4 separate regions of the Mus musculus genome follow, and all the other regions are linked to region 4. A link is a loop called in an ENCODE intact Hi-C map of the cell type or tissue named here. Cell type or tissue: gastrocnemius. All regions are shown on one strand.

Evidence for each region. Peaks named below come from ENCODE experiments on the same cell type or tissue, not always from the same donor. Only the 100,000 strongest peaks of a DNase experiment are listed, where the experiment ranks them.
Region 1: it touches region 4 in a loop (2.5-fold over the local background); 5 of 42 quality-filtered maps call a loop at or near these places.
Region 2: a loop joins it to region 4, with 3 times the contacts of the local background. A loop is called at or near these places in 11 of 42 quality-filtered maps.
Region 3: a loop joins it to region 4, with 2.5 times the contacts of the local background. A loop is called at or near these places in 13 of 42 quality-filtered maps.

The regions. Positions count from the first base shown.
Region 1 is chr15:83,404,810-83,412,809 of GRCm38, reverse strand. All of the region lies in intron 1 of Pacsin2 (protein kinase C and casein kinase substrate in neurons 2), which reads left to right. It also overlaps the pseudogene Gm5417. Among named protein-coding and RNA genes, the nearest start is that of Gm41368, 23 kb to the right of the region's middle. In gastrocnemius, a CTCF peak has its summit at 3,571; no DNase peak of the experiment used is centred here; H3K27ac peaks cover 4,090 bases.
Region 2 is chr15:83,152,616-83,160,615 of GRCm38, reverse strand. It overlaps Cyb5r3 (cytochrome b5 reductase 3), which reads left to right. Exons shown (of 9, transcript NM_029787.3): 6 at 195-278; 7 at 427-512; 8 at 1,691-1,790; 9 at 5,894-7,121. The coding sequence ends at 6,066. Among named protein-coding and RNA genes, the nearest start is that of Rnu12, 7.0 kb to the right of the region's middle. In gastrocnemius, a CTCF peak has its summit at 3,183 (motif pointing left); DNase peaks (open chromatin) are centred at 3,187 and 6,114; H3K27ac peaks cover 3,683 bases.
Region 3 is chr15:83,379,461-83,387,460 of GRCm38, reverse strand. Pacsin2 (protein kinase C and casein kinase substrate in neurons 2) reads left to right here. Exons shown (of 11, transcript NM_001159509.1): 6 at 624-799; 7 at 2,354-2,474; 8 at 5,578-5,699; 9 at 7,655-7,777. Gm41368 (a long non-coding RNA gene) reads right to left here and starts at 1,782. Exons shown (of 4, transcript XR_875509.2): 1 at 531-1,782. In gastrocnemius, a CTCF peak has its summit at 3,623; no DNase peak of the experiment used is centred here; H3K27ac peaks cover 2,601 bases.
Region 4 is chr15:83,513,846-83,521,845 of GRCm38, reverse strand. It overlaps a transcript of Ttll1 not described here. Among named protein-coding and RNA genes, the nearest start is that of Ttll1, 6.9 kb to the right of the region's middle. In gastrocnemius, a CTCF peak has its summit at 3,512 (motif pointing right); DNase peaks (open chromatin) are centred at 627, 3,002, 3,540 and 6,625; H3K27ac peaks cover 644 bases.

The DNA of each region.
Region 1 (8,000 bases), 110 kb after region 4:
GAGAAGGTCGAAGGGAGCCTTGCTGATCTGTACAGTAGAGGAAAGCAGACTAAGGTGGCTAGGTGAAGGTGGTTCGAATGGCCAAGTGCTGAGAATGGAGGGCCCAAGCGGGTGTGACTGTTCATGCTAACTAACCAAGGACTGACATTTAGAATTAAAGCCCCATGACCACGTGGAAGCTGGTCCCTAAGTGGGAGGTCCATGTGTGGGAGTGGGGTACCTTCACTGGGGTACTTTGGGAAGGGATGATCTTTCTCACCCTTCCTGATGCTCTCTCCCTTACCCTCTGTCCCTCCTGTGGAAAGAAGGGCCCTGAATGTTGAGTGAAACACCTGTCCTTTTCTGAGTTGTTTTCTGGTTGGTTGGTTGGTTGGTTGGTTGTTTTTTTGTTTTGTTCTTGTTTTTTGAGACAGGATTTCTCTTTGTAGCCTTGTGTGTCCTGGAACTCTGTAGACACCAGACTGGCCTCAAACTCACAGAGAACTGCCTACCTGTGCCTCCTGAGAACTGGGATAAAAGGCATGTACCACCACCGCCTGGCTTTAATTGGGGTTTTTAAGAGGGTTTATTTTCAGAAAAATGGTTCTGTGTCCTCACGGAGCTCCTAAAGTTGCTTGCCTCTTACCAGCCCACTCTGTAGTTTGATGGGCTGGCCTGTGTCATCCATGGTTTAAAATCCTTCTCTAGGCAACTTAGTTTTCAGGCAGTATTTTCCAAGGCAACTACATCTTCAGAGAAATTCTTAGAAGAATTAAAAACTATACTCCTCCTCTAAACTCTCATTGTTTAGACTGGCAAGTGCTCTGGCAGGTGGGGGACCAAGTGTTGGGTCTCAGGCCGCTCCACTTTAGCAGCAGCCTCTAGAATCCAGCATCTTTTGATGGTCAGTTTCCCCGCTCATTGTTGAGGGCTCCACACCGCGTTCCAGAGAGAGAAGTCACTTTATTTGCTGATCTCTATCACTTCCTTTAAGGAATGTTCCCTTTTCCAGATGAAGTCATTGGAAGCAAAATAGGTTGTGCCAGGTAGCTGAGTTGAAACACATGTTTCTTCTTAACCAATGGTGTGAGGCCATGTGTTAGCTCAGGCCTGAACCAGGTGGTTTGTGTGCTCAAGAGATGCAGGACCCCTGTCCTTCTTCCTAAGGGACTGAGTGGACACACACTGAAGCTGGCAGCAGAGGGCCTCAGCTGGGCTGGAGGGTGCCTGTGTGGTTGGAGGGAGCAGAGCCTGAGCTTTTCATTGTTGTTGAGCCGCTGAACCCACTTGTGATGAATATGGTAGTGCTGGGCTCTCTTTCAGCCTTTAGAAGGACTTGAAGAAAAGAACATAGAATAAAATGGGAAGGGGACAGGTGTATTGATAAAGTAATTTTAGCCACTGGAGTTAAAACCTCTTCAAATAGTTTCCTTCTGTGGATCTCATCTCCCTGATTCAAAGTCACTCAGACTTCAGCCCCCCCCCCTAAAATGTCTGACAAGTTTTAGCAGAGTGAGGTATCCAAAGAAACGTGGATGCTACAGAGAAGGCCGTGAAGAAAAGAGGGCAGTGATACAGACCCACGCCCTCGGAGTTCCCATTTGTGGTGTGGTGGTGTAGCCTTTAATCCTAACACTCAGGAAGCAGAGGTAGATGGAACTCTGTGAGTTTGAGGCTAACCTAATCTACAGAGTTTCAGGAGAGCTAGGGCTATGTAGAGAGACCCTGTTGATAGGCAGGCAGGCAGACAGACAGACAAAATACAAAAAGGTGTTAGACATTGAAAGTGGTTTTGAGTGGGAGTTTGAGGCTAGGATACTGCCTGCCTCACCCAGGTCTGTAGTGCAGGAAGGGCATGGCAGACAGGAGGCGTGAACTGGCTGTACCTACAGTGCAGTGGCAGTAGAGTACCCACTTGGTCAGAGCTGTGTGCTCTGGGGGTGGGGTGGGAGGGCGAGGCTTGGGGACTGACAGTTTGGTGGGAAGCGAGCAGAGCTGGAGCTGTGGAGGCCATGGAGGGGCATGCATGGTCACTGGGCTGATTTCTCTCGAAGCTGGGAGGCTTGTCCTGGGATGTGGCCATGTGGGACCACCCTTCATCCCAACATGGCATCATTCAGGAAACAAAATGTCTTTGCCGGTTTGGTATTTCTTTCAAAAGCATTCTGTGTGGTTGGATGACATTTCAAATAGCTCAGGAGGCTGTTAACAGTAGAGTCTCCCCATGCCAGGGGCACATGTGACTGAGTGAGGACTGTGTAGCCATGAGCTTTGAGAGGTCACAGTTGCTGCCGTCCAGCAGGACACGTATGATGCTGCCCCGCAGCTGCCTGTGTTCCATCTCTGCACAGCCCTTGTCCTGGCTGCCTGGTGCCCCATGCTTCAAGTGTATTTCCTCTTCTCCTTTTAAGTCTCTTCTCATCTTTCTTTCCTTTCTCAGACAGGAGTTTACTGTTGGGAAAGCTGACCTTGTCGGTTCTACTTCCTCAGCCTCCCTGGTGCCAGACTCACGCCTCTGAGTCACTTCTCCCCGCTACAGTATCAGCATTTGATGGACACCAAAGTAGCTCTGAGTTTTCAGGGTTGTTTTTTTTTTTTCTGAACAGTCCCACAGTGAACTCTTAGCTCTCCTGGCTGAGCTTATCCATAGGGTAAACTTGCAGCTGAAACAGGTCCCAGGATAGATGGTAACTTCTCACATTGAGGTTGGATAATGTGCAGAGCTAAGGACAGATACAAAATATACAAGCTTGGGCTTTGTTTTTTTTTTTTTTAAGATTTACTTTTAATTATGTGAGTGTATGTGTGAGTGAAAGGGGACATGTGTATGAGGCACAGGTGCCCAAAGAGGCCAGACACATCGGATTCCCCTGGAGCTAGGTGTTCAGATGGTTGTGAGCTGTCTGACGTGGATCCTGGGAACCAAACTGGCATCACCTGCAAGAGCAGTAAATGCTCTTAAGTGCCCCATGCTTGGTTTTAAATAGCATGTCTTACTGCGTGGTTTTAGTTCTGAAAAGCTAAGTGCAGAGGTCCAGTCCAAGTTACTGTGCATCCTGTAGGTGAGATCCCATTGGTCCCTCTGCAGCTTTTGGTGCTGACCTCCCTGAGCCTAGTACATAGCAGGCCCGTCACTCTCCTGTCCCTTTACTGAGAGGTACCTGTCCCTACTTCCCGTCTTTTGGAGTCTTCTGAGGACATACTTGATCTCACCAAGTCCCTGTCCCTCACACTTCTTTCCCTAGCACCTATATTTCCTCTGTCCTAGAATTTAGCACACTGTGTGGCTCTGTCACTTAGCTGCATGGCAGGGTATCCTAGGGAGAATATCAACTCCAGGAGGACAGAGACTGTTAGCAGTTTAGGACAGTTGCTAGTATGTGGGAGATGTTTGTGGAATGAATGACTAACTGTGTACACTTATTTAAAGACTGCTGGCTGCCCACCTCACCCTGGGGCTGCACAGTGACTCGGAAGAGGCAGACATTTCCTAGGGACTGAAGAATATTCTGTGCAGGTAATGAGTAAGAAAGAAGCTTGTGTACCCATGGGACAGAAAGTGGCCTGGGAAGGCCGTGTGTGTACCACTGCTGCCCTCTGCGGCTAGTGCTTGGCAGGGATTTCAGAGGAGAGCTTCCTCTCATCTTTCAGGGAAGACAGGCAAGCACAGTTCTCGGACCCCCGTGCTTTCTGCAGTAGCCTGTAGGCCTCAGGAAGGCCTCTTGGTTTTTCCTCTGGAATGAACTAAAGGGATTAAAGTGAAGCTAGACGTCTTATGTAACACATCCTTTGTGTACCTGATACCTGTTATCAGGCCTGAAATGGTAGGAGGAGGTTATGCCAGCCTCCAGCTGGGGCCAAGGGCAGCTGTGGCCTCATCTGTTAACCTCTAAGCTTCTGCATGCTGGCAAAAGACTGGCTCTGGGACACGTGTGACATTGTACAGCTAGAAAAGTCACTAGAAGTAGGAACCTAGGCACTCTTGCCACATTCTTGCTCCTGGATTCCTAAGGAGTGCCTCTTAAACAGGATTGCTTAATAACTGTCTAAGGAGGGCTTACTGTGTGCTGGCCTTAGGGTCTCACACTGTGGCTCAGATGGCCTAGGGCATGTTCTGCAACCCAGGCGGCCTTGAACCCAGCAGTCCTTTTGCCTCTTGAGCTTCCTAAGTGCTGAGATGTCAGGCATTGGCCACCAATGTGGCTTTTTTAATTAGTTTCTTGCTGGCAGGTTATATGTTTATTGTACCATCAACTGGACTGGATTTAGAATCACCTAGGAAACATACGTCTAGTCAAGTCTGTGAGGGCGTATCCAGGTTTAGCCGAGAAGGGAAGGCCTACTCTAAATGTGGGCAGTACGTCCAATGGGTGTGGGTCCTAGGCTAAATAAAAAGGAGGAAGTTAGTTGAGTCCCATCTCTGCTCTCCGGGCTATGAATGCAGTGTGACCAGCTGACTCAGACTGGGGTATCTCCATCACTGATGGATTGTGTCATCAAACCATGAGCTCAAACCCTTCATACCTCAAGCTGGCTTTGTCAGTGGCCTATGCTGTCCTTGCCACTTATGTAACTGGGATGTTGAGGCCTCTAGGAAGAGCTGGGCTGAGGCACTGTCCATTGTCTCATGCGTGATGGGCAGCTCACTGAGTGCCTGCAGAAGCCCTGCATGCCTCTAAGAGGTCCATAAGGGAGGAGCCTTTAGCTGGGAGTCCTGTGCGCCCAAGTCACTCGCTCAGCTGCTGGAACTTGTATTGAAGCTCTTGATGTGTAGTGTGTGCCCTCTTCCTCCCGCTGACGGGATGGAGATCCCTGGCTTCTCATCCCTCGGCAGCAGCACGGGGAGTCCTCGGAACCCAGAACACTGCTCAAGCTTTAGAGCTTAGTTCCTTTAGGAAGGAGTCACTGTCTGAGTGTGAACCAGAGTGTGAACTCACAAACCATATGCTAGACCCAGTCCGTTTTTAACAAAGAGCGGTGATAGCTTTTTGTGCTTTTGTGCTTTTCTGGAGTTCTTTAGTAACTGTTATCTCCAATGCACTCCTGAACCTAGACCTGCAGTCTACCACTCAGCCACACCTTAAAGCCCACTTGAGCCCCTTAGTGCCACAGAGGAGGGCTGTGAGTCATGAGGAGGGCGCCTGCTTTCCCACCACAGTCAGCAGGGAAGCCCCAGAGCCACAGCTTCTGCTTCTGAAGGAGTGGCCTTCAGGCCTGCAGCACACTGAGTCTGAGGAGGGTGGTGGACATTCAGCGGGCATTGTGGAGTGACTGTGTTAGGGTTTTGTTTTTCTCTTTCTCTTCCCCGACCCCTCCTGCTACTGTGACAGATGTCTGAGAAAACAGTGTACTGGGAGTAAAGGCTTGGTTTGGCTCATGGTTTCCATCCTGCTCATCTCCATAGGGGCAGCGAACCAGAGAGAGAGAAAGGGCCAGAACATGTTCCCAGTGACCTCCTTCCTCCAAGTGATGTCATCATGTTCTCAGTCTTAGAGCAAAAGCAGTTTGGGGAATTAATGTGTTGATGTCACCAGAGTCCTCTGACTGATTGGAACACCAGCTGAGTAGCAGACCTTCAGCACAGCTCTGGAGGATACGGTGCTATATCCAACCAGCAGGTGCTGGAACAGTGGTTTGAATCCTGGATACTTAGTTGCCTGCATGTAAAGTGACATTAGGAGCACATGTGTGTAGAGGTTTTGAGGATCAAGAAACTTGCTGCATAGGCTTAGCATAGACTACCTGTTGGTTCTAAGAGGTGTGCAGAACACGGCAGCTCCATATTCTTACCACGTACTTCTACGTAGAACAAAAGACTTATATACCTGGCTAAAGCAGGCTTGCTGAATTTGATACAAACATGGCTGCCTCTAGAATAAGAGCCTTCTGTGGGAGCATAATTTAGCCATTGCTTAGTAACTAAATACATATGTGACATCATCAGGCAGCTGTTCTAGTTACTTCCTTGATAATCTTTGACTATCAATCTATGGAGTTAAGTGTGGCTCTTTTGGGGTGCCACTTACCTGTCCTTGTTGATAGCTGGTTCTCATCCATAAGGGATGGCTCTCGTATTAGTATCCCTATTAGAAGAGACAGAGTTTGGACAAGAGAGGATTTTGATCTGGAAGCCCTTTTGGAGTATGGTTATGTCCTGTGCCTGGTCCTCTTACCTTAGAGCTGTTTCTCTGTAGCTATAGGTGTTCTTAGTTATATATCACTATGCATCCTGGTGCTCCTGGAACTCACTATGTAGACTGGGTTGGAGCTAAATTCACAGAGGTTGTCCTCTACCTCCTGGGTACTAGGATTAAAGGGTATGTCACCATGCCAGGCTGAGTGCTTACATCTTGAAGATCCACAACTAGAAGCACAGAGAGAACACTGGGAGTCAAAGAAGTCTTTTGAAACCTCAGAGCTCCCCACCAGTGGCAGATCTTTTCCAACAATGGCACACCTAGCCCTTCCCAAACAGTTCCACACTGGGAACCAAGTGTTGAAATGTGAGCTTATAGAGGGGAGGCTGTTCAACTTTAAACCACCACAGTTTTTCTTGTCTTGAATAAATATGTAGCTTATTTGTGTAAGTAAATTTATCTTGTATAAATATAAAACGGGGCGGCGGAGGCGGTGGCGGCAGCGGCGGCGGCTGGGTCGGGCCCCGACGGGCGGCGGCGTCTGAGGTGGAGGCGGAGGGAGGCGGCGGCGGCGGCGGAGGGGGGAAGATGGCGGCGCCCGTCCTGCTGAGAGTGTCGGTGCCGCGTTGGGAACGGGTGGCCCGGTATGCAGTGTGCGCCGCCGGGATCCTGCTCTCCATCTACGCCTACCACGTGGAGCGGGAGAAGGAGAGGGACCCGGAGCACCGGGCCCTCTGCGACCTGGGGCCCTGGGTGAAGTGCTCCGCCGCCCTGGCCTCCAGATGGGGTCGAGGATTTGGTCTTTTGGGTTCCATTTTTGGAAAAGATGGTGTATTAAACCAGCCAAACAGTGTCTTTGGACTTATATTTTATATACTACAGTTATTACTTGGCATGACAGCCAGCGCAGTTGCAGCTCTGGTCCTCATGACCTCCTCCATTGTGTCTGTGGTGGGCTCTTTGTACCTGGCCTACATTCTGTACTTTGTGCTGAAAGAGTTTTGCATCATCTGCGTCACCACATATGTGCTGAACTTCCTCCTCCTCATCATCAACTACAAACGACTAGTTTATTTGAATGAGGCCTGGAAGCGACAGCTGCAGCCTAAGGAAGACTGACGGCCAGCGGGTCTCCACCCAACCGTCTCAAACACTTCTTTCATTAAGTTTATTTTGCAAGGTGTTTTGTTTTTTGTTTTTTGTTTTTTAATTCACAACAGACACTTTCCCTCAGAATCTTAAACTGATTTTTTAAAATATTGTAAATTAGAAGGGGCCCTAGCTATTTCCTGTGTCGGTCTTCATTTTAAATCTGGATACAAAAAAGGATACACCGAGCCAATCAAAGACAAGCTTTAACTTTACCTTGAAGATGTTTCTGAGATAATAAAATGTAGCCCTAGCCCCCAGTCCTCAACTAAAGTGAGCAGCCATTGCTAGTAATTCTTTAATGTGTATAAATTCAATTTCAGGTATAACAAATGTGATCATGAACATGAAAATATTTTAGAATAGATACTGTATTAAATATTGCCATGTTTACAATATGTAATATGTTTTTAGCCGATGGATTTAAACCTGTAGATTCAATTAGAGTCCATTTGTGTGATATTTGTAAATAAAGGTAGAAACATTGGGAAAAAAAAAATAAATAAATATAAAACGTCCTTAGTTTTTTTTTTTTATATGTATTGTTTTGCCTACATGTATATTTCTGTGCACCACATGCATGCCTGGTACTTTTGGAGGCCAGAAGAGGATATTGGATCCTCTGGACCTGGAGTTACAGACAGCCACCATGTGGGTGCTGGGAGTCAAACCCAGGTCCTCTTGAACAGCCAGGTCTCTTAACCTTCTCTCCAGCTGAGACATCTCTCCAGCTCA
Region 2 (8,000 bases), 360 kb after region 4:
TTACTCAGTGTCCCCAAACATACCAGCCAACGCCTGCGTGGGAACCCCCCAGTCTGCCCACCTGGGCTACCTCTTTTCCGTAAGAGGACTCAATCGAGCAGGCTTCTCTTTTCACTCCAGCCTGCTAGGGCTGTGCTGGGCTTTCCCTGCCCAGGACCCCACAGGGCTCAGCTGCTCCTTCCTCCATTTCCCAGGGAAGTTTGCCATCCGTGCAGACAAGAAGTCCAACCCCGTTGTCAGGACGGTGAAGTCTGTAGGCATGATTGCAGGAGGGACAGGTAAGGGTTGGAACCCTGACGGAGCCGTGGTGGGTGTGTGTGGGAGCGGGAGGGGGCCTATGGTAGGAGGGAGGTCTGAGGCCAGGCCTGGGTATCCCACACATCTCTGGCAGGCACTCACTCAGGGTATGTGGGTCTTCTTCTACAGGCATCACCCCAATGCTGCAGGTGATCCGAGCCGTCCTGAAGGACCCAAACGACCACACCGTGTGCTATCTGCTCTTTGCCAACCAGGTCAGTGGACAGTCCCCAGAATGTGCAGGCTTGGGGCTTGGCCAGGCCCTGGGCAAGAATCTGAATGGCTCCGCAGAGATGCCAAGGATGTGTGGAATGAGAGGCAGTGCAGACATCCTGGCAGCATCGGGTGTGGGTGGCTGCTGCAGAGGGAGCACGGGGCCTCACCCTGGTCCACTCCTCCCTCCACACTTGGTGCTCCACACTTGGGGCAGCCTTTCACCTCCCGCAGATTGGGGACTTTGGTACACTGGCTGGGGCAGAGGCGGAAGTGAGGTACCCAGTACTCAAGCCCTCACAGTGCTCTGAACATGGCTGAAGCCTGGCTTTTGTGAGCTGCTGTGAGGCCTGGGATGGGTGGCTTGGCCCTTCACCTCTGCACTTCTCACAGGGAGAACAGGCTGGGGAAGCAAGGCTGTCTCGAGCCTTCCCCGGTCCCGTGTGTTAGGTTGGAATATGCAGTGATGTGATGCCTGTGGTGTCTGAGGAGACCAAGCCGAGTCCCACGTGTCCTGCAGTATAGAGGCCAAACCCTGGTACTCTGTGCTTCTCAGATATGATTCAGGTCTTTTCCCCAGGGTCTGTCTGGCAGAGAGACAGAGACAGAGACAGAGACAGAAAGAGAGAGAGAAGCTTTGTGTAAAAAAATAAGATTTATTTATTTTATGTATGTGAGTACAATGTAGCTGTCTTCAGACACACCAGAAGAGGGCATCAGATCCCATTACAGATGGTTGTCAACCACCATGTAATTGCTGGGAATTGAACTCAGGACCTCTGGAAGAGCAGTCAGTGCTCTTAACCGCTGAGCCAACTCTCTAGCCCTGAGGGAGGAGCTTAAGCTGGCAGTAAACTTACTATAGTGGAGGCTGGTCCTGAACTCAAGATTGTCCTGCCTCAGCCTCTGAATGCTGGGCTCACAGGCCTGTGTCACCATGCCGGCTCACAGGTCTGTTTATAGGAGCCTGCTGGCCGGTGGCTTTAAGGAGCTCTGTAGACATGGTGGCTGGAGAGAGCTACTGTGTCACTAGGATTCCAGTGACCATCAGCATCTGCCTCTAAGCTGCTGAGTATAACCCACAGGGGGGTGATGACTCAACCTGGGGTCTGTCCCTGGTGAGGTCCCCAAGGGCAGTCCCTGAGTCACCTGTCTTGACTGGGTGGCCTGTCTCCTGCAGTCCGAGAAAGATATCCTGTTGCGGCCTGAGCTGGAGGAACTGAGGAACGAACATTCTGCTCGCTTCAAGCTCTGGTACACAGTGGACAAAGCCCCTGATGGTGAGCACGGGAAACCCCTGGTGGAGCAGGAGGCAGCCCATGCAGTTCTCGTGGCCTGCTCATGGCTGTGGAGGAATCAAACCTCAGAGGGGAAGTGCCCACAGCCCACAGCTAGGGAGCAGCAGAGCCAGGGTGGGGACCCCAGACCTTGCTTCCTGGTCTCCCACACTGCCCCAGGCTGGCAGAGAAGTCCTCTTATCTCCTTGGGCCTGGCTCACTTTGGGGCAGGCCTTGGAGCAGTGCTGAGGGTTGGATGGCTGCTTCTGTGTAGTTGGTAACCTATAACAGCCTTTGTATGTGTGTTTTCTGGTCACTCCAGGGGAGGGGCTGGGCTGTTGAATAGCTGCTGGTTGCCCTGACTCTGCCATGCACTTGCATAAGCTGTGGGCTGAGTTCACAGTGCTGTGGAGGAGCTGTGCTGGAAGGAGGGAGTGAGACCCCGTGAGAGTGTTCTTCCTTCTCCTGCTTCGTGTAAAAATCAGGGGATAGAGAGATCACCCGAGTGTTGGGGCTCAGTCGATGGAAGGAAGGCTCGCTCTGCCTGAGGGCGCCCCGGTCTGACCTACAGCACAGCCACGTGGGACATGGTGGCGTATACTCAAAGTCTCAGCAGTCAGGGAAAGTGGGAGCAGGAGGATCAGACGTTAAGGTCATTCATTCTCAACCACATAGCAAGTTCAAGGCCAGCCTGGGCTGCATGAGACCCTGTCCTCTTAAAGCAACAAAACCCAACACTGTAAAGAAAACAGCCCCCATCCCTTCCCTGCATACTCTGAGACTGTTTCTAGTCACCCCAGGTAGAGAAGGCAAAGATAGACTGTTTCTATTAGCCCCAGGCAGAGAGGGCAATGTATTTATCTTGGGTAAAGAGCAGAAAGATCAACTCTTTGTATCTACCTTTGGTAGAGAGGCAATGATTCCACCCAAGTCCACCTTGGTGCCTAAGGAGTTTAGTGGGGTTTCGGAGGAGCGTGCCTGATGAGGGTCTCTTACTGGGACCTGGTGACTCAAAAGTAGCCGCATCGGCAAGAAGCCACCCCAGCATGGGCCCACTCGTGACCGTGCACCTTGCAGGCAACTCCACTGAAGAGTCTACTCTCCCCACACACTTCACTGCTCTGTAACCCCAGGGAGGCCCTGGCAAGTCCCAGATTTCTAGAGCTTTTTGAGCCCTGGCCTCCCTTCTCCCCCTGGCAAGAAGGAGTTTCAGTGGGAAGGAGCAGCTATTCAACATGGCCAAGCCATGTGTGTGTGAGTCAGTGGAGCACTGGGTGTGGTGTCTGAAGGGCTGCTTTTCATCTAGGAAAGAAAGGAGTGGGAGGTGGGCTTGCCAGGGAGCAGCTATCTGGAGAATGACTGCCCTCCTGCAGGGTCAGGGCCAGTGCTGCCCCTTTGTGGTGGTCTGTGGAAATGCAGACTGGGCTGTCCCAGGGCTGGTTTCCCAGGGCTAGGACAAAGGCTGGGTAGTCGCCTGGCCGGTCCCTTTATCCAGTACCACCGTGGCCCACGCAGAAGCAGCAACAGGCCCTTAAGATCCAGACACAAGGCCCACACATACGGCGAATGCTAGGTCTCCCAGGGTCACCTTTGGGACCTGAATAACGAAACACCATACAAAAAGGCCCTGTGAGCCTGGCCTGTGTACCGTGCACTGTCAGAATGCTTATGCCTAGGCCGTGCCTACACCACGCCTTGCTCCAGAGCATTCCTAGGAAGCTTGCAGTGACTAATGAGCTGAGTCAGAGGGGTGCAAATGCAATTTAGGAATGGAAGAAAAACAAGGGCTGGCCTGAAGTGGAGTCAGGCTCACACAAACCATGGCTGTGATGCCTGTCAGATACACGTGGGCCTTGTGTGTCACTCTGACATTCCTGGCAGCCAGGGTACAAAGGGAAATATGTCCCGTTACTTAGCTCATGGTATTTATGAGCTGGAGGACATTATGGATCACGCACAGTGGATTCTTCAGTCTTGGTGTTTCTTGGGACTGTATTAGTTCCTCCTGTACCTGGGAACCCGCAGAGGACACATCAGATAGGCAGCACCTTTTCAAGAAATTGTTAAAGTTATTACTGTGTGTGTGTGTGTTAGGGACTGCATTCCACAGCACATGTGTAGGGGGTAGAAGACAAGTTTATGCAGTCGAATTTGGGTCAGTAGACTTGGCTTATGACAGCAAGCGCCTTTACCCACTGAGCTGTCTCCTTGGCCTTGTGCCTTTTTTTTTTTTTAAAAGATTTATTTATATGAGTATACTGTAGCTGTCTTCAGATACACCAGAGGAGTGTATCAGATCCCATTCCAGATGGTTGTGAGCCACCATGTAGTTGCTGGGAATTGAACTCAGGACCTCTGGAGGAGCAGTCAGTGCTGTTAACCACTGAGCCATCTCTATAGCCCCCACCCCCCTTGTGCCCTTTTTTACCTTGAGCTTCTGAGTTGTTTCTGTTGGTGTTTAGGGCTTCAAGGATGCTCTGGGTTTCAAAGGGCAGACACAAGGCAGAGATGACCCTGAGTGAGGAGGACTGGAAGGATTGGGGGCCTGTGCCAGGCCTGGTGGAGCCCTGGGCCTAGGGAGCAGCCTCAGTGGCAGGTGTCAGTGGCCCAGTGGCCCTCTGCTCTGCTCCTGCCTCTTCCTGTTTACCTCTGAACCCAAGCTAGAGGAGGGGCCCACTGGGCACAGCTCAGGGGCTGGCCTGGAACCAGGTGCTCTCAGCTGGACTGGGAGGTGGCAGGATTGTTTCTCTGAGTAGCCAGAACCAGTCAGCCAGTCCTTAAAGTCAACACTGGACCAGAGCCCTCCCTAGCCTCTGTGGGCTGCCTTTTCCACGACACAGTGCCTCTTATGAGGAACAGGAAATGCTGTGCCCCCAGGCCCAAGCGGGAGAGAGGGGGTGGCTGGACCTGGACGGGGCAGCTGTTGCCTCGGCCCACGCCTAGAGTTTGAGTCTGTCACAGGGATCAGATCCTGGACTGTCCTTGCATGCGGCTACTTCCAGAGGAGGGACCTACAGCTGTCCTTGAACTCACTTCCCCTGTCTCTCCCAAGTGCTGGGATTACACTCATGAGCCTGTAATCTTGCCTGGCTTGCTCATTACTTACCAAGTAACAGTTTCACTACTGAGTGACAGTTTCACACCAGGGACCAGGATGCAGCTGTGGCTGTGAGCAAGACCTATTGGCTGACTGTGTGGTGGCAGAAGAATCAGGCAGTGAGCTGTAGCTGGGGCTCAAGGTGTAGCAAATGTCACTCGACCAGCCTGGGCTGGGTACCTCCTTAGGGAGACCAGCTGGTATGAGCTTGAACAGTTCTGGGTCCGCTGAACCTTGGTTTCTATACAGTGAAATCTGAATGCCACACTGTGGGCCGGGGGACACTTGTTCAGCATTCATGGGCTGAGTTCCATTCCTAGCACTGCAACACCGAATAATCCTATGGTAGTTGGGGTGGGGGGGGCTATGGGGCAGGTTTTCAAACTGTAAGGTGGGTGAGGGGAGCCACGAAGGCCTTGTGTTCCAGTTGTAGGCTGTCAGGAGGTAGTGGGTTTAGCAGGATAGGTTTACTGAAAGGGACGTAGAGCATCTGGGAGAGGGCAGGACAGATAGGAGGACTGTAGGTCAGGTGGGCAGGAGGGTCAGGTGGTCAGGGGGCAGGTGGGCACAGGGTCAGGTGGGCAGGAGGGTCAGGTGGGCAGGGGTCAGGTGGGCAGGGGACAGGTGGGCACAGGGGCAGGTGGGCAGGGGTCAGGTGGGCAGGAAGGTCAGGTGGGCAGGGGGCAGGTGGTCAGGGGGCAGGTGGGCAGGGGGCAGGTGGGCACAGGGGCAGGTGGGCACAGGGGCAGGTGGGCAGGAGGGGCAGGTGGGCAGGAGGGGCAGGTAGGCACAGGGGCAGGTGGGCACAGGGGCAGGTGGGCAGGGGGCAGGTGGGCACGGGGGCAGGTGGGCAGGGGGTCAGGGGCAGGAGGGTCAGGTGGGCAGGGGTCAGGTGGGTAGGGGGTCAGGTGGGCAGGGGTCAGGTGGGCAGGAGGGTCAGGTGGGTCAGGTGGGCAGGGGTCAGGTGGGCACCAGGTCTCACTTTGACTCATCTGGTCTTGTTCTACAGCCTGGGACTATAGCCAGGGCTTCGTGAATGAGGAGATGATCAGGGACCACCTTCCAACTCCTGGGGAGGAGCCGCTGATACTGATGTGTGGACCCCCACCAATGATCCAGTTTGCCTGTTTGCCAAACCTGGAGCGTGTGGGCCATCCCAAGGAGCGATGCTTCACCTTCTGATGGCTGGACGCTGGCCAAGCCTGTGCCTGCTGCTCACGCACTCACCACAACCACCTGTCCACCCCTTCCTTCCCCACCACTGTCGCTCACCCTGACATATGCCCACATCCATGCTGGGGCCTGGGTTCAGCCTGGCCTGCCCAGCCCTGGTCATCCAGCTGTACTGGCCCCTGGGGGGCCCCTTTGGGAGCAGGCCTGTGTATCAGGTGACTTCTGTTGACCACTCTCTGAATAGGCTTCTGTCTGGTACTAACTGGCCATTACCAGAGATGTCCTGTGACTACCCCCTTACACATAGACACACACACACACACACACACACACACAGAGACAGGAGAGAGAGAGAGAGAGAGAGAGAGAGAGGAGAGAGAGGAGAGAGAGAGAGGAGAGAGAGACAGGAGAGAGAGAGAGGAGAGAGAAGAGGAAGAGAGAGAGAGAGAGAGGGAGAGAGAGGAGAGAGAGAGGAGAGAGAGAGAGAAGAGGAAGAGAGAGGGAGGGAGAGCGTGAGCGTGAGCTGTCAGTACCATGTCTACCCATTGCCATGAACTGTGGTCTATAGAAAGGAAGTGAAAGGTAAATAGTCACCTACGGTCCTAGGAACCATGCCTGCCACCTAACCACCTACCTGCCTTAGGCCATAGCCTGGCCTGTGCCCCTAAACACTACATTAGACAGTGACACCCAAAGGTTTTCTTAGGAGGGTGTCTGGCAGAGACAGGCCAGCCCCCACTTGCTGGCCAGGGGTCCCTTGGGGCAGCACGTGGACCCTTCCAAAACTATACACACTGCCCCCGACTCCATGCAGTCTTGAGTGCCCTAAGTTGTCAGCCCAACAGAGTTTGGTAGACCTTGGGGGTCCCTGGCTTATCTCTCCACCCCAAACCTCCTTCCTGTCTGGTCCCCAGCCTGGGGGGGTTCTGAGCAGTGCCTCTTGTCTTGGAGACAGACCTGGTGCCTGGCGCTGCCTTCAGCAGGCAGCAGGCAGCCTCCTGCACACTGGCTTTTTTAGTCATTTATGGGCAAAAAGAGTTAAAGTAAAACTTTGCAAATCCCGACCCTGCCAGCGTTTCTCTGGGGATCACGGTGTGTGTGTGCGTGCGTGCGTGCGTGTGTGTGTATGGTGTGGGATGGGCATGTATTTTGTTTCAGATATGCATTTGCATTGCCCGTTCAGAGTTTGGGCAGTGGAGAAAGTAGACAGGGAGCCCAGCCTCGTCCTGTCTGTCACCGTCCTGATGAGTCGGGACAGCCCTGTGGAAGGTGGAACACGGGAGGCTGGTTCGTGCTTTTCCCAGGTCACTTGCCAGTGCTTCCCTGGGATGCCTCTGCTGTCGCCCTCCCTTCCCTCACCCTCAGCTCTGGATTTTGCTGGGAAAGATGCTAAACTGATTACATTTGTAAGATGGTCACTTGAAGACGGATCAGGTGGAAGTGCGGGCTGTCCTTAAGACGGCTGCAGGAAAGCCACCCGTCTGAGGGTTTCTACTGCTTCTACAAACACCATGACTGAAAAAAGCAAGTTGGGGAGAAAAGGGTTTGTTTAGCTTACACTTTCCATAACAATGTTCACTGTTCATTATTGAAGGAAGTCAGGTCAGGAACTCAAACGGCAGAATCCTGGAGGCAGGAGCTGATGCACAGGCCATGAGTGGGTGCTGCTTGCTGGCTTCCATGGCTTGCTCAGTCAGTCTGCCTTCTTATAGAACCCAGGATCACCAGCCCAGCGATGGCACCACCCACAATGGCCTGGGCCCTACGCAATTGGTCACTAATTGAGAAAATGCCTTACAGCTGGATCTCACAGCATTGGCGTTTCCTCAGCTGAGGCTCCTTCCTCTCTGATGACTTGAAAGACTCTGAAAGGAGCCCCTCGCTCAGGCCTCAGGACAATAGCGGACACCCAAGAACTCACGATAGACCGAACTTGTTGCAAA
Region 3 (8,000 bases), 130 kb after region 4:
AAGTCGAACATATAGAAAGGGGCCTCTGAGCCTGAGTCCTGGGTTAGATGGAGTACATTTGGTGCCCCAGTGTGAGAAGACAGAAATTGTTCTAGTGGCCAGAGTACCTTCCCTGGAAGAATATGCGTGTATGCATGTGTTCCTGTACGCAGAGTTAAAAGTAGTTTCCAACATACCATAACTCTCTTTTTAGTTCTCAGGGCACTCAGGTAGTCGGTTCTTTTTCTTGTATAGAATACCTGAGAAACAGCTAGGAATAGAAAAGCCTATCTTGCTTCAGTTTCAGAGACTTCAGGTAGAGCTGCTTAGGCTCTGTTGTTATAGACGCTCAAGTTAGAGCACCATGACAGTGGGAGCATGTGGTAGAGAAGACGGAAACAGACAGGGAGGAAGGATTCAAGAGACATGATCTCTGAGACCTACTTCCTCAAACTGGGCCCTGCCTTAATAATCCATCCAGTATGAGTTTTGTTAGAGCCCTTATAAGCCAATCAGTAGCCCATCTGAATACTGGGGTGACCGTCTCTTACCTCTGTCTATGGGGGAGGAGAGAGCCACACGGCCTATGCAGTAAACAAAAGTGAGATGGAAACAAACGTCTGTCTGTGGCATTGTCAACCCAGACCAAGGACAAGTATGAGAAGTCCCTGAAGGAGCTTGATCAGACCACACCCCAGTACATGGAGAACATGGAGCAGGTGTTCGAGCAGTGCCAGCAGTTTGAAGAGAAGCGCCTGCGCTTCTTCCGGGAGGTTCTGCTGGAGGTTCAGAAGCACTTGGATCTGTCCAATGTGGCTAGGTAAGTTCCCCCAGCAAAAGCCAGCAGTGTCAGTCACAGGAGCCTGGTGTCAATAGACTAAGGTAATGCCTAGCTGCAGCGCAGTCATGGAAGGCTTGAGCAGGGCGGGCAGGGTGGGCTCGATGCTCTCAGCTCCAAATGGGTCTGGCACTGTCTCTCTCCTCTGGTGCCACAGCCAGCCCTGGCCAGACCCAGCACTCTAGAAATCCATCTGGGCTGATGCAGCACCACCCAGGCCGCATGTCTTCTGCACCCAGAACAGTGCTTGGTAGACCTCTTCATGAAGCCTTCTCATCCCTGCTGCCTGATTGACCTTGACAGTTTGGTGGCTGAAGGTCCTGGGAAGACCAGAACAGTGAGACAGTGTGCCTACATCAGGAGGGACCCAGAGAGCAATCCATGTCCTACATCCATCTGGGAGAACCCTTGAGAAATGAATGTCAGGTCAAAGCTTGCTGTCAGTAGAAAATGGCATGTCCCTTGTCTCTTTAAGATGATGGAAGCAGCCACCGCAAGATGTTCTGTTGTCATTCATTTCATCTCTGTGACAGTCTGGAGAGTAGACAGCATTGTCCTTGTCATGCTGATGAAGAAACTGAGGAGGGTTGGGACTGTGCTCTGCTCTTCTCTGAGTGAGACAGCCTCTACTCCATTTGTACTTGGCCTGTAACAAAGGCCAGAATCAGTACAATTTGTCTCTATGATCTGAGCCACCCATGGGGAGGGTGACACATGTGTAGTCACCAATAGGGCTGTTGTAACAGAATCTGGGTGTCAGCAGGGAAGCTCATCACTCAGTTCTAGAAGACAGAAGTCATAAACCAAGGTGTGGCCACACTCCCCATGAAGGCTCCAGGCAGATCCTTCCTGCCGGGGTCCTCAGCTTCCTGGACATCTGGTCACTGGGCCACTCTACTGACCCTGCTTTAAGTTGTTCACCTCTATAAGGCTGCTTCAGCAGAGCTCACATCCTTCAGCTGTTGTATTTGGAGAACACAGTTCCATCCTTAAATATGTCCAAGTATGTCCACATAGCAGAGAAGGAAACAGAGGCTCAAAAAAGAGCCACCTACAGAGAGAATAAGTGAGATACCAGGTCCAGCCAAGACCCATGTTCTTGGCCCCAGGCGGCTGAGCTAGGTCTTGTACTTCTGCCCTCCTCCCATCACACTGCCTTCCACATGGGGAGGAAACCCTCCAGCCCCTGAGAGAAATGGAGGGGGCACCCTGACATTCTGCTCTAATGGCTTCTTCCTCAACATGACCTGATTCCGTGGGACTGCACAGCTCTACCCACACAGCACAACATGATCTGACGACAATGCAGGCGAGTGTCAGTGTGCCTCCTGTTTGTTGGTGGTCCCAGGTTCTAGAGGATGGTTGTCTGCATCTGTGCATGTGATGGCCAGGAAATGGTGTTCTTCATCTATGGGAAACAGACATGTGCAGGCTCCAAAGACGATCATGCAGGCTCCAGGGGCTGCTGTGCCGTTGCTTTGAGGAATGGTGGCTGACCCTGTCTTTTATAGAGCTGTCATTCTGTCTCTGATTTAGCTATAAAACCATTTACCGGGAGCTGGAGCAGAGCATCAAAGCAGCAGATGCGGTAGAGGACCTGAGGTGGTTCCGGGCTAACCATGGGCCAGGCATGGCTATGAACTGGCCACAGTTTGAGGTAAGGAGGCTGTGTGCCTACAACTCTGTTCACCTACGATTGGGAACTGAGACCTCTGCCCCTCTACTTGAGCTACAAATGTTGTTCTCACTCCCTGCTTTGTATATTTAATTGTCCTGACGGGTGTCTAGTGTCCCAGGCACTGTATCTAAATGCCTTCAGCTACCGTCACTTAGCATTGGTATTCCCTTCTTGCCCTAGACCAAAACCAAAAAAACAAAACCCCAAAAGCCAAATTGTGTTTATCCCACCGTACAGGGTGTCCCAGAAATGAAGTGGCCTTCAGTCTCCAGGCCTTCTATTGGGCCCCAGTGGGGCCGGTATCAATGAGCTGCTTTTCTTCACCATTTTCTGGGTGCTTTTTCCTGCCTTGGGCTGTAAATATTCAGATTTGTGGGCTGTGCAGTGTCTTTATGCTAAAATCTAAGGGCCTTGGGATCTTGAGGTTAGGGCTTGCTCGCCAGGCTCACCCAGTTCCCTGACTGCGATGTAGAAGGTAGTGGCCAAGAGTACCACCAGCCTTGTTCCCTGAACATAGGCATTCTGTGCTCCTCATTCACTGGGTGTGCTATGAGCCCCCACCCTGTAAATGCTGAGAAGAGTCCTCCAAGCCAGACAGATGCCTCCAGCAAGGCCTTATGGCTTTTCTGGCCTGACAGTAAACAGAGCCTGGGCTGCATCTGACCTTACGCTGTAGCAGCTATGGGACTGGAGCAAGCAGGTATCCCTTGTGTGGCTTAGTTTTTTCCATGTTAAAGTATGAATAGCAACCCAGAGTTATTGCAGGGCATCAGCTGATCAATGCTGGGTTATCACACAGACCTGGGCTCCGCACAAGTTCCACAGTTCCTACTGCTGCATCAGTCCTCACTCCACATTATGTTCTCTGGAAATTCCTGATTTCTCTAACTGGCAGGAGCTCCATATACCCATCAGGAGTCTGCGGAACAGGGGGGACCCCAGGAGACACTGGGGTCCAGGGCCCTTCCTAGTGGAAGGGGCCATAGAGGAAATGGTCCTTGCCTTGGCACAGCATACTGGGAAGGAGGATCCTGAGTGCCATCTTAGGATAGCTTGGCTTCAGCTTCCAACCTGCATGCTACCTAGTGTGGCTCAGGGCACCATGTGCATGATACTCTGCTGCCTCCTTCAGAGCGCCTGCTATACCAACAAGGGGAACTGTGGAAAAGCCTGGCCAGGGCTCTCCCTCCAGGAAGTCACGGAGTCTGTGGGCTCCTCTCTGTGGGCCCCTGGCTGGGAAGCAGCCCTCCTATGTTCCCTGTGTTCACATTGATAGCTGTTACCAGGTTGTGTCTGACTTTCTCTAATGAAGTTGTTTTCATTTTTCATGCCACAAGGATGAAGTAAGTTCCTATTTTGTGACTAACTCATGGATCACCAAGCTTCCTTCTGCATGTAGACAGCCCACTCAGTCCCCTGTCTGTACTGCCCCCAGTTCTGTCGCAGAGAGATTGACATTAGCCCTTCCTTCCAAAGTTCCTGGTGCTGATCCCACCAATCCCCAAGAGCTGCCCTGTTAAGAGTCCATCTATATTTAGAGGTCCTCTGGGGAACTTGAGGTTCCAACTGAGTCTTAGCCCACTTATTTCCATCAGCACAGTCATTAATAGACGTGATGACTTGGGCTGAGATCCACGGCCCAAGACTGTAGAGAGCTCAGTTTTTCTTGGCCTCTCTATTTTCTCATCTGACAAGTCAAAAGCTAGGCTTAATGCCAATCTACGATGACTTGTTACCCCGATATTTTGTAAGAGGGAACACAGCTGTGCCCCAGGTGCATTAGATTTAAATTAAATTTGTGTTTGTAAGGGAGGATGGAGGGAGAGGAGAGAGGGAGTGTGAAGTCAGAAGACAGCTCTGTAGAGCTGGTACTGTTCTTCCATCTTTACATGGGGTCTGGGGCTTGAACTCAGGTTGTCTCCCGTTTGAGGAGTGTGCTTTTACCTGACTAGTCATCTTATTGATTATAATAATATTTGTTTGATAAATGGAGATTTAAGGTAAGAACTCATTAAGGATAACACATGGTATTTTCCTGGAAAATCAAGACCTAGCACTTTCCAACTATGTACTTCAACAGTTGATGACAGCTTCTTGTTGGGAAAACAGAAACCCTTTGAGGACATTGTTGTAATAAATCTCCAACCCCAAAAATCCCTTGTAAAGAACACACAACTCAGCTGCATGCCTAAGTCGGGCAGATGTACCACTACACTGCTCTGTTCCCAGCTACGAGATCCCTTGCTACTGTGGCTTCTCCAGCCAGCACTTGGGAAGCAGAGGCAGAGGCAGTCTCAGCCAGGCTTCCCACAGGACTGGACTGGCTTAAGACCACAAGAGCCAATGCTGGCACAAGGAGGATGGACCTTAAGAGCCATGGTTGAGCAAGCAATGGGATTAGAAGGCTCTCCAGGACTGTAATAAAAGACTGTAAGTGGGCTGGAGAGATGGCTCAGCGGCTAAGAGTACCGACTGCTCTTCCTAGAGGTCCTGAGTTCAGTTCCCAGCAACCACATGGTGGCTCACAACCATCTATAGTGAGATCTGGTGCCCTCTTCTGATGTGTCTGAACACAGCTACAATATACTCATATACATTAAATAAATTTTTTTTAAAGTCAGGATATAAAGAAAAATAAATGTCCTTTGACCAAAACAAGTTATTTATAAAACAGAAACAAACAAAAAGACAGTAAGCATCATCAGCCATGATGCAGTGTTTCTGGGATGGGAGCTGAGGAGATGGATGTGTGGTTTGTGTGTTGTTGAGAGTAGAACCCATGACCTTATGAATGCTAGGTAGACACTCTACTACTGAACTATATCCCCAGCCCTCAGACCTAGTTCTGTTGTCACCAATATGTCCTATAAAGTCTGCTGTTTTGGGTTATATGGGTGCCAACCACCATAACCTTTAGGTCTAAGAGGCAGCTTGAAGTTTGCTGGGAAACCGGAGAGCAGGGGCCACAAGGCTAAGTGTTGCAATGGCACCGGGTGGGTGGGGCTGGCTGAGCAGGTGTTTTGGACCACTGTGGTTCCCCAGAAATGAACTTCCCATTTCCTTCCGGTGGCGCCTTGCCCAGGAGTGGTCTGCAGATCTGAATCGAACTCTCAGCCGGAGAGAGAAGAAGAAGGCTGTTGACGGTGTCACCCTAACAGGGATCAACCAGACAGGTGACCAGTCTGGACAGAACAAGCCTGGCAGGTGAGCCTCAGTCACAGCTTCAGTGGAAACGGACTATCTTCTCAGAGATGAGAACATCTGCAGGGCCTGGGATGCCATCCGCCTGGGCATTTGGATGATTCCCAAATATTCTAGGGACTCCGTGAGCTCTGGGTGGGTGGAGCCCATCTCTCTATTCTCTTTCTGCTCATGCTGGAGCTCCTGAAAAATGCAGAGAAGAAGCCTTTTGCACATCGTGCCTGACCTGGTAAGGGAGGTGCTGGTGTTAGCTGCTTGTGTTCATTCCTATGGGGCAGCCCTGGGTAGACACAGCCGATAGAGACATATTAGTGAGATCATCCAATGGGGACTTCTTTGTGCAGGTGCCAGGACAGTGGGGGATGGTCAGATGTCCCCTTACTTAGTGTTAGTTATTTCTGAGTAAGCTGGGAGTGTAACTCAGCAGCAGATCAACATTTGCCTGGCAAGTCAAGGCCCTGGGTTCAGGCCCAGCACTCTGAACAGAGCACCCCTTGTCTTCAAGACTCTGACTTCATGGTCTAAAAAAGCTTGTGGATAAAACAAATACCAACTATGGTCATTAGAACATTCTGGAAAGTGTATGCTGTAGAGGCCTCCATGCTTAGATAATGGTCACCTTAGCTCAGGTTCTAGTGACATGCTTATGGCCCAGGCACTAAGCCCCTACCATCCCTGGCTTCCCAGTCACACAAAGCTGGTCCTGCTCAGCTACTATGCTTTAGAGGCTCTGCAGAAAGCTGTGTTGAGACCCCAACCTCAGAACCAAGTGGTCCTCCTGCTGTGCTTAAGCCTAGAGATTGGATGGAAGGAACTGGGACTCCGGAGGTCCTGTGGACTAGTAACCAGTTAACTAGTAACTAGTTAGCCAGAGAGAGTGTACCAGTTCAATACTCAGCACCAAGACCCTCCAAAGTCATCGAGAATGGGGAGCTTAGGAGTGCAGAGGGTCTGCTAGTGTAAAACACACTGCCTATCCATGAACAGCCAGGCAGGGTCGCCCTGGCATCTGAGGGGTTTCCCATCCTCACCTGCTTGGCTCTGGGGTGGTAGCTGCTCAGTTTAAGGATGCTGCTGGCCAAAGCCATGGCCACTGATGTAGGTGGCAGTTGTTGCTGAGAGAGCCCAGTGGTCCTCAACCTTCCTAATGTTGTGATTCATTAATACAGTTCCTCATGGTGTGATGGTCCCAACCATGAAATTATTTTCATTGCTTCTTCATAACTGTAATTTTGCTACTTTTATGAATCATAATGAAAATATCTGTGTTTTCTAATAGTCTTAAGCAACCCTTGTGAAAGAATCATTTGACACACGTACAAAGGGGTCATTACCCACAGATTGAGTACTGCTGGCCTTGGGTGACTCTTTCTTATGCTCTTCTTGTGGTGGCTCCCTGACAGTAGTGTTCTGCACCCGGCAGCCCCTCATCCCTCTCCATAGGACCCCGTGTTAACACTGGTGTGGGAGGAAATTGGCAAAGTTACAAGAATGATTTGACTCCAGAGCACTAGAGGACCCTTCTGTGCAGCAAGCTTTAGTTCTGAATGCGGAAACCCCAGCACCAGGAGCTGGCCAGTGACCTATTTAGTAGTTAGAAGGGTCACCACAGAGCTGGGGAGTACCCTGCTCCATAGATACAGTCTTCCTGTGGCTGCTGCTTCCCATCCATCTGTCTCACTGGCTAAGCCTTGTGTGGAAATGAGGGGCTAGGGGACTGGAGAACCCTGAAACAGGAAGTACTTGTGCACGTGTGCTGAACAGTTAACTTAGAGTTGATCAAGGTGTATTGACTTGTCGACATATAGCCACATGTCTGACTAAAATAATCTTCCATCAACACCCTTCTCCTCTCATCGGAAGAGGAGCCGCTATAACCCTAGAGATACTGTCTTCCTCAGCAGGGCCTTTAGTGGGCCCCCAGCTGTGGTCCCTGAAAGCTCTCTTTCTCCCCATAGCAACCTTAGTGTCCCGAGCAACCCCGCCCAGTCCACGCAGTTACAGTCCAGCTACAACCCCTTCGAGGACGAGGACGACACGGGCAGCAGCATCAGTGAGAAGGAGGACATTAAGGCCAAAAAGTTGGTGAACACACACTTCTCTCTGGCTTCCACCTCGCTCTCTGTGTCTCCTCTCTCTATCCAGGGGTCTCTTGGGGTCTCACTCCTCAGCACTTCAGCAATGCATGGGTCCTGCAGGACCTGGGCACATTCCAGACCTGGTGGGACAGTGTCGGGCCTCTCCACGTCTCTGGGAGGGCACAGCTAACACTCTTCAGTTGCTTTTTCTCTCTGCCCTGTGTTA
Region 4 (8,000 bases):
CAGGGCTGGAGAGGTGATGGAGCAGGTAAAGAGATAGATACTATGCTACTTATACAGAGGTCATGTGCTTGGTTCTCAACACCTGGTACCCAACGACCTCTAACTCCAGCTCCCACGGGATCTGCTGCTTTTTTCTGGCCTCTGAGGGTACATGCATGCATGTACATGTGTGTACACACACACACACACAGAGAGACACAGAGAGACAGAGAAAAGTAAGAGAGAGAGAGAGCGGGGAGCACACAATTTGGGAGGTTTGGGTTCTACAGGGTTTCTCTGTGTAGCTCTGGCTGTCCTGGAACTCACTCTGTAGACCAGGCTGGACTCGAACTCAGAGAGATCCGTTTGACTCTGCCTCCCGAGTGCTGGGGTTAAAGGTATGTGCCCCTACTGCTCTGCTGAGATTTTTTTCTTCCTTTAAAGAAAACAAGGCTGGTCTGGTGCTTTGCCTGAGGAAGGTGCCACTGTCACTCACAATTCTATGTGTCCTTGACAAGCCCTCCTCCTGGGCTGAGCAGGGGTGTGTGGAGTTGAGAGAGCTTGAGCAGGCGAGTCCTAAGGAGGCCTGTGTTGGGCCCTGGGCTGTCTGGTTTCATGTCAGCCTGACACAAACTAGAGCCTTTTGGAAGACTCCCCATCAGATTGGCTTGTGGTCAAGCCCGGGTTGGCATTTTCTTGATTGACAATTAAGTGTGTGAGCACCAAGTTCTCTGTTGGCAGTGCCATCCTCGGACTGGTGGTTCTGAGGACTATGAGAAAGCAGGTTGAGCAAACCGTGAGGGTCAATACACTAAGCAGCGCTCTTCCAAGGCTTCTGCATCAGCTCCTGCCTTCAGGCTCTGCTTGAGTTCTGGCACGGACTTCCCTGGATAATGGGCTCATAAGTCATAGGGCAAAATAAGCCTTAAAAAAAAATCACAGCAGTAGAAACCCTAACTAATACAGGTCCAGACAGCCTGGAAGCTGCTGGCTCTACCTGCTGGCTCTCCTGCCTTCAGGGGCTAAGCATGGTTGCAAAGCCCGACCTTGTCACTTTTCTTTCTCCTTTGTATCCTGTCACACCATGTCACAGCCTAATGTCAGAGTTGATGTCACAGGGGTTTGGCTTCCTTGCACAGCTCTCGTCTGAGCTCATCAATGTGTGGCTCCCAACTTCTAGGTCCCTGTCTTACTTAGGGTTTTACTGCTGTGAACAGACACCATGACCAAGGCAAGTCTTATAAAGGACAACATTTAATTGAGGCTACCTTACTGGTTCAGAGGTTCAGTCCATTATCGTCATAGCAGGAACGAGGCAGCATCCAGGCAGGCATGGTGCAGGAGGAGCTGAGAGTTCTACATCTTCATCTGAAGGCTGCTAGCAGAATACTGGCTTCCAGGCAGCTAGGATGAGAGTCTTAAAGGCCACATCCACAGTGACACACCTACTCCAACAGGGCCATACCCACTCCAACAGGGCCATACCTTCTAACAGTGCCACTCCCTGGGCCAAGCATATACAAACCATCACAGCCCCTCTCTGGGGCAATCTCAAAGCTCCCTGTACCTCCTCAGTGTGATTCTGGAGACTCATGGAAGGCCTGTCACCCTTATTCCCCAGGAACTCCTATCGAGGAAGCAATTGCAACTGGAAAGGAAAATTCAACAACCAGTGTAGAGGCCAGAGTCCTTTCCATTTTACTTTTAGATTTATTTATTGTATGTGTATGAGTGTTGTGTCTGCATGTATATGTGTGTGCCTGGTGTCCCCTAAAGGTCAAAACAGGGTATTGGCCCCCTTAGAACTGCAGTTACAGATGGTTGGGAGCTGTCATGGAGGCGCTAAGAACTGACCCAGAGTCCTCTGCAAGAACAGTACGGTTTTGGTTTTTTGCTTGTTTTGTTTAACTTTCCATCTTCTTTGGGCTAGAGTTCAGGAAGAAAAGTGAATCTGGATGCAGCCTGTCAAATAGAGGCCACCGCAGTTGGAACTCCTAGCCAAGGATTCCCACGGGCCCCAAGGCTAACTATGTGGGGCTCAGAGGATCTGAGTACCTGACCCAGCCTCTCAACCATTGGTGGTTCCTCTATGTTCCACAGGACTTGGGTGTAGACCTCGGAGTGCCATGTGAAGGCCCTGTGTGGCATTCCCAGTCTCCCACTTCCCAGGTCTCGGGGGCTTACAAAATGACAAAGTCGCCTGTCTGGTTGCCTGGTCTCTAAAGGCCTTGGGTGCTGTCTGCAGAGAGGATGTGTGAAAAGCACAGGGGCTGGGGTGGGTGTTGCGGAGGGGACAGAGTTTGTCACAAGCCAGGGCCATGCACCCCATGCAGCTTATAAAAGTCTGTTTTCTCCACAGCACACAGGCCAAGTGCAAAAACAAAACCAAGCAGAACAAGAGACCTGGGCTGTAGGTGAAGTGGGGAGCAAGGCCTGGCTTTGGGGTAGATCTGCATTCTCTCTCTCAGCTGGCTCCTGCTATCTATGCTGAAAGCAATACTTTGGGGTTGGGGTGTGGAGGGAGCTGGAAGGTGAGGAGTGGGGCCAGCTTTCCCAGTCTGATAGAATGGATCTGGTTTCCAACCCTTTGCCCTAATCCAACTCAATAGAGAAACTGAATCTCGGACCTGGGTTTTGCTCTTGGGTGAAGAGACATGCTCTGGACAGTGGTCCTGACTTGAGGTTACTCTTGCATTAATAACAAACGTTGGCTTGCTAATGTCGTTTCAGAGAAGGGTTGCACAGGGAGGCATCGTCTAGTTACAGGTTTCAGGGCAGCTCTCTCCTCACGGACTGAACAGTTTTACACGGTGAAGAAGAGGAGCTAAGCCCGGTATGAGGACACAAGGGGTGGAGCCGGAGGCGGGCTGTGCGTGTAAGAAACTTGCCATAAAGAGAGCGGGAAGAGAAGCAGGAGAATAGACAGCCAGGCCCCTACCAGGGAGCAAGCAGCTCTCTTAGCTTCTGTTCCTGGAAGGGTGCCAGGTGAAGACCTGCCCACTGATGACTGATTTTACAGCGCTTTCCAGGTTGAAATGTCCTCTTGGTCCCTCAGCCCCACCTCTACAGGGTCTGTAAGCTGCTGGTGCAGAACTGGGAGGCGAAGATGAGATCTGTGTTTGCGCTCATGCCTCAAGTAGCTGGACCCTGCCAGTTTTGTTCCCAGAGACTGGTTCCCCACCTGCCAGCCTCCGGGTCAGGACCACTGTAGCATTCTGAGTCTCTCTGGCTGCCTCCGGGCAAGGGTCACTTCTGGATTCCAGCCTATCCTAGGAGAGTGTCCCCACTCGGGAATTTTCAAGTGCTTCTTTCTACACACTGTCCTGAAGCGAGCCTCCGCATCTCACCTCCGCTGTAAGTCTCATCCACGGGACAAGGCTTATTGAATACCTTCCAGGAGACAGCGGGGCAAGGCCTGGAAGTGCCATGCAGTCTTTCCTCTTCACAAGGCCTGCCCTGGGACGCAAACACAGAAGCCCCCGCCACAGAGGGACTTCTCTGGAGCCGATTATACTAAATGCTTCCACTAGGTGGTGCTAAAGGTAAATGATTGGGAATGGAAAAGGCACTGGGCCCTGGAGGCGCATGGGGGTGGGGAGTTAAGAAACCCAGGGCACCAGCCCATGCTGAAGGTCAGGGCAGAAGGTTCTGTAGCAGAAATGAGCAGACCTCAGAGCTTCAATTCCAGGCTCTTCTGTTTAGAAGAAGTACACGTTTTCACAACATCCTCTACTTTGGTTTTTTCTAAAAGATGTATTTATTTTGATTTTTATGTATATGGATTTCTTGTCTGCACGGAGATGTGTGCACTACGCCCATGCAATGCCCGAAGGGGGCATTTGATCCCCTAGAACTGAACTTACAGAGGGTTGTGAGTTGCCACGTGGGCGCTGGGAACTGAGCTCCCATCCTTTGTCTGCAAGAGCAGTAAAGACTCATAGCTGCTGAGCCGTTTCTCCTGCCCGACTTCACAGCCTTCTTATTGGTGAAAATAAAACTGTAATCGTGACTGAATACAGAATGTGGGGCATACAGAATTACAGTGAGGCAAATGGACAACCCCACCACCACCACTGCTTTCCTGAGATTAAGCCCAATACCTTGTTTGTACACACTAAGCATGTGTTGTATGATAAAGTTTTTGGGCAGATGCTATACACAAGAGGGAGCCTCTAACAGACCAAAGTATGGATACCATGAAAATCCAACTTGGTGAACCATGAGAATCACTGGGGTTACTTATAGGAACAGAAATGACTCAAAGACAGCCATGTCACCAAAGCCCACCCAGCATGGGAGACAGCTCACAAAGCTGGGAACCTGGAGACACCACACAGCCTGCAGGCAGCTCAGCAGGCTGGAGAATGTCCTTTCCAGGTGCCTCAGTTGGTTTAAATCTCTTCCAGGTGGCTCAGCTGGTTTCTGCTTCTTCTAGGCACCTGCTCTGGTCTCAGAATGTTTGCAGCTTAGCTTCCCTATTTGGAGGGGGAACTCTCAGCTTTTATTGCTTGCTTTGTTGGGGAGGGGCCTAGTGAATCCTGTCGGTTTCAGGGACTACCTAAAGCTTGTTTTGAGTTGTTTACCTTCCTGTTTAAGGAAACTGTTAACTGATAAGAGCATGTTTTCTGCTGCTGGGCTACAACGCAGTTCAAGACTGAAGTTCTTTTTACAGAAGCCTGCTGGTCAGTTTTGAATCAACTTTTTCCACAGCCTAAAACCACCTAACAGGAAAGAGTCCCATGGAAGAATCCTCTACACCAGCTTGGCCTGTGAGTTTATTAGTGGAGGTCTGTCTTAATGTTAACCTATGTAAAAAGACCTAGCCCAGGCCGGTCCTGGTGGTTCATAACATTAATTCTAGCACTCAGGAGGCAGAGACAGGCAGATCTCTGTGAATTTGACACCAGCCTAGTCTACAAAGTGAGTCCAGGGCAGCTAGAACTATGCTACATAGGGAAACCACATTTCAAACAACAACAAAAGCAAAAACAAAAAACAAACAAACAAACCAAAAAAAACCTAGCCCACTGTGGGCAGCACCATTCCCTTGGCAGGGTCCTCAGCTAGGTAAGACTGGAAACAGCTAGATAAGAGTGGAAGAGGTTAAAAACCCACTTTCCCCTCAGCTGACAGGAGATATGATATGACTTGTCTTCTGCTGTGGATTCCCTAATGAAGGACCATAACGGGGAATTAATTATAAGCTAAATAAGCTCTTTCTTGCCCTAAGCAGCCTTTGGTCAAGGTATTTTTTATCACAGCAACAGAAATGAATCTAGACCAGAAAGGAAGGGGGCTGAAAGACCAGTCAGGAGCTGATCCGATGCAATCACACCAGGATCTTTATTCGACTAGCTTGGGCTCAGCCCACCATTAACTTGCAGCACGGTTTTGGTGGAGAAGAGTTCCGGACACTTATCAGGGCAAGGATTTATAGAACGTGGCAAGTAAGGGCAATATGGCAAGCTTCTAATTGGGGGGTGGGGGTGGGGGCAGGAAGTGCTACTATGTCCTTTAACATAATTGGCTGGTGCTGGAGTCAAACCATGAACTTAACTTCTGCTTCACTCTGCAGTGGTGGCTGTTAGGCAGGGAGCAGGCTTGTTGGGGATTAACCTAGAAACACTGGATTTGTTGGGGCAGACTAACCTGGAGACGTAGCTTGTCGGGGTTAGCCTAGAAACTGGAGCTCAGGGTTTTTTTTGGGGGGGGGGAGTAACTTGGAAACTAATACTAGATACAGGCTTTGAGTTCCAAACTTAGGTCAAGATCTCTGAAATGGAGTCTGAACTTAAAAGAGTTGGTCTCTCACCTTTATCAATAAACTGACTGCAAACTATAAGAGCCAGGTCTGAGCCATGCAAAGCAGGTGACAGGCAGGCTTTGGCAGGTGGCCTGACCCTGTCTAGGGTGGTCATTAAACTCACTGCTCTTTTTGGTTTCTTTGTTTTTTGTTTTTTTTTTGTTTTTTAAAGACAGGGTTTTACTCTTTAGACCAAGCTGGCTCAGAGAGCTGCCTGCCTCTGCCTCCCAAGTGCTAGGATTAGAGGTGTGTGCCACCACCACCTAGCATCTTGTTCAATTCTTTTGCTGAGTTTCGTGCCTGTCTCAAAAGTTGTGGGTTGCAATCCCTTGGGGGAAAAAAAGGACCCTTTCACAGGGGTCGCAAAGCAGATATCCTGCATATCAGATATTTACATTGCTATTCATAACAGTAGCAACATTGCAGTTATCAAGTAGCAACACAAATAATTGTATGGTTGGAGCTCACCATGACATGAGGAACTGTATTAAAGGGTCACAGCATTAGGAAGGTTGAGAAGCACTGCCTTAAAGCACTAGATGGGCTACTAACCTCTCTGATGGCTTCTGCCGACATCAGACATGCTCATTGCTCACACCCTCAGGAGACCATTTCAGCAAGTGACTTGCCACCTACCTGCCTTCCCATGGCCCCTTCCACACTGGGGCGGGGCTAATTCCAAGGGCTTACATGGAAGCCTCACTTTTCTTTTGAGTGTTTGTATTCGCTTTTTAATTGGGACTTCCACACTCATCCGCTTTTGGATCTTCCAAGAATTTCTCAGTGTTTTTGTTTGTTGGGAACGTTGTCTGGCTTTCTAGTCGTGGGACAGACTTAAAAGCAGATGGCCACTTGGGCAGAAAGCCAAATCCAAAAGTAGATCCCTCCTGGATTAAGACTAGGTCCTTGGTTTAGACATCTTAACAGTAAGAGAGAGCCTTGTTCTTCAAAATGGCTTTAAAAGTCTGAGGAACAATTCAGATCATTTTTAAAAATCAGATAGATTTAGCCAAGTATAATGGTGCATGCCTTTAGTCCTATCAGATCTGATAAAGATGCTGCTCCTTCCTAAAGGGAGAGATTGTTTCATTCTTTAAATAACGTTTTATTATTTATTTAATTAAAATGTATATGGATAAGTGTTCCATCTTCACATCCATTTGTGTATCTCATGCATACCTGGAGCTTACAGAGGCATCAGAAGAGGGCATCAGAACCAGATGATGGTGAGATGCTGTGTGGGTGCAGGGAGTCAAACCTGGGTCCACTAGAAGAGAAGCCAGCGCTCTTCACCACTGAGTGGTCTCTCTAGCCGAGTGGTTCTTAACCTTCCTAATGCTGTGGTCCTTTAATACAGTTCCTCATGCTGTGGTGACCCCTAATCATAAAATTATTTTCATAATTGCAATTTTGCTGCTGTTATGAATCATATGTCAATACCTGTGTTTTCTGATGGTCTTAGGAGACTCCTGTGAAAGGGCCATTGGACCCTCACGGGGTTGCAACCCACAGATTGAGAACCGCTGTTCTAGCCCCTTGGTTTTTGTTTTGTTTTGTTTTGTTTTGTTTTGCTGAGGCAGGATCTCACCATGTAGGCCTGGGTGTGCTAGACCTCACTACATAAGGGCTTACAATTTTAAGAGCTCAGCCTGCATTTATTACCTGAGTGCTGGGGTTAAAAGCTTGGGCCACCATGCCCAGCAAGGAAGGAATTTTCAGATGTCTATCCGAGGGGCCAGTGAGATGGCTCAGGAGGTAGAAGAGGTTGGTACTGAGACTGACAGCCTAAGTTTGATCCCCAGGACTTCTGATCTCTATGTCTAGCTGTAGCACCATGCACTCACACACCCCACACCATAAATAAACTAATAGCTTAGCTGGTAAAGTGCTCGCTGGGCTACCAGGAGGAGTGAGTTCTACCACAGACCCTATACAGAATAGAGCATCTCCGGACGACCCTTAATACAGTCCCTCATGTTGTGGTGACCCACAACCATAAGATTATTTTGATCTGACTTCATAAATGTAACTTTGCTACTGCTTTGAATCTTAATGGACATATTTGATATGTAGAACCCCCCCCCCCAAAAAAAAAAAGCAGTCACGATACACAAGTTGAGGACATCTGCTTTCAGGAAACCTGGAAATTTTGAGAAAGGCACAGAACTCAGCAAAAGAATTGAACAAGAGCAGTGATTGCAAGCTGGGCAGTGGTGGC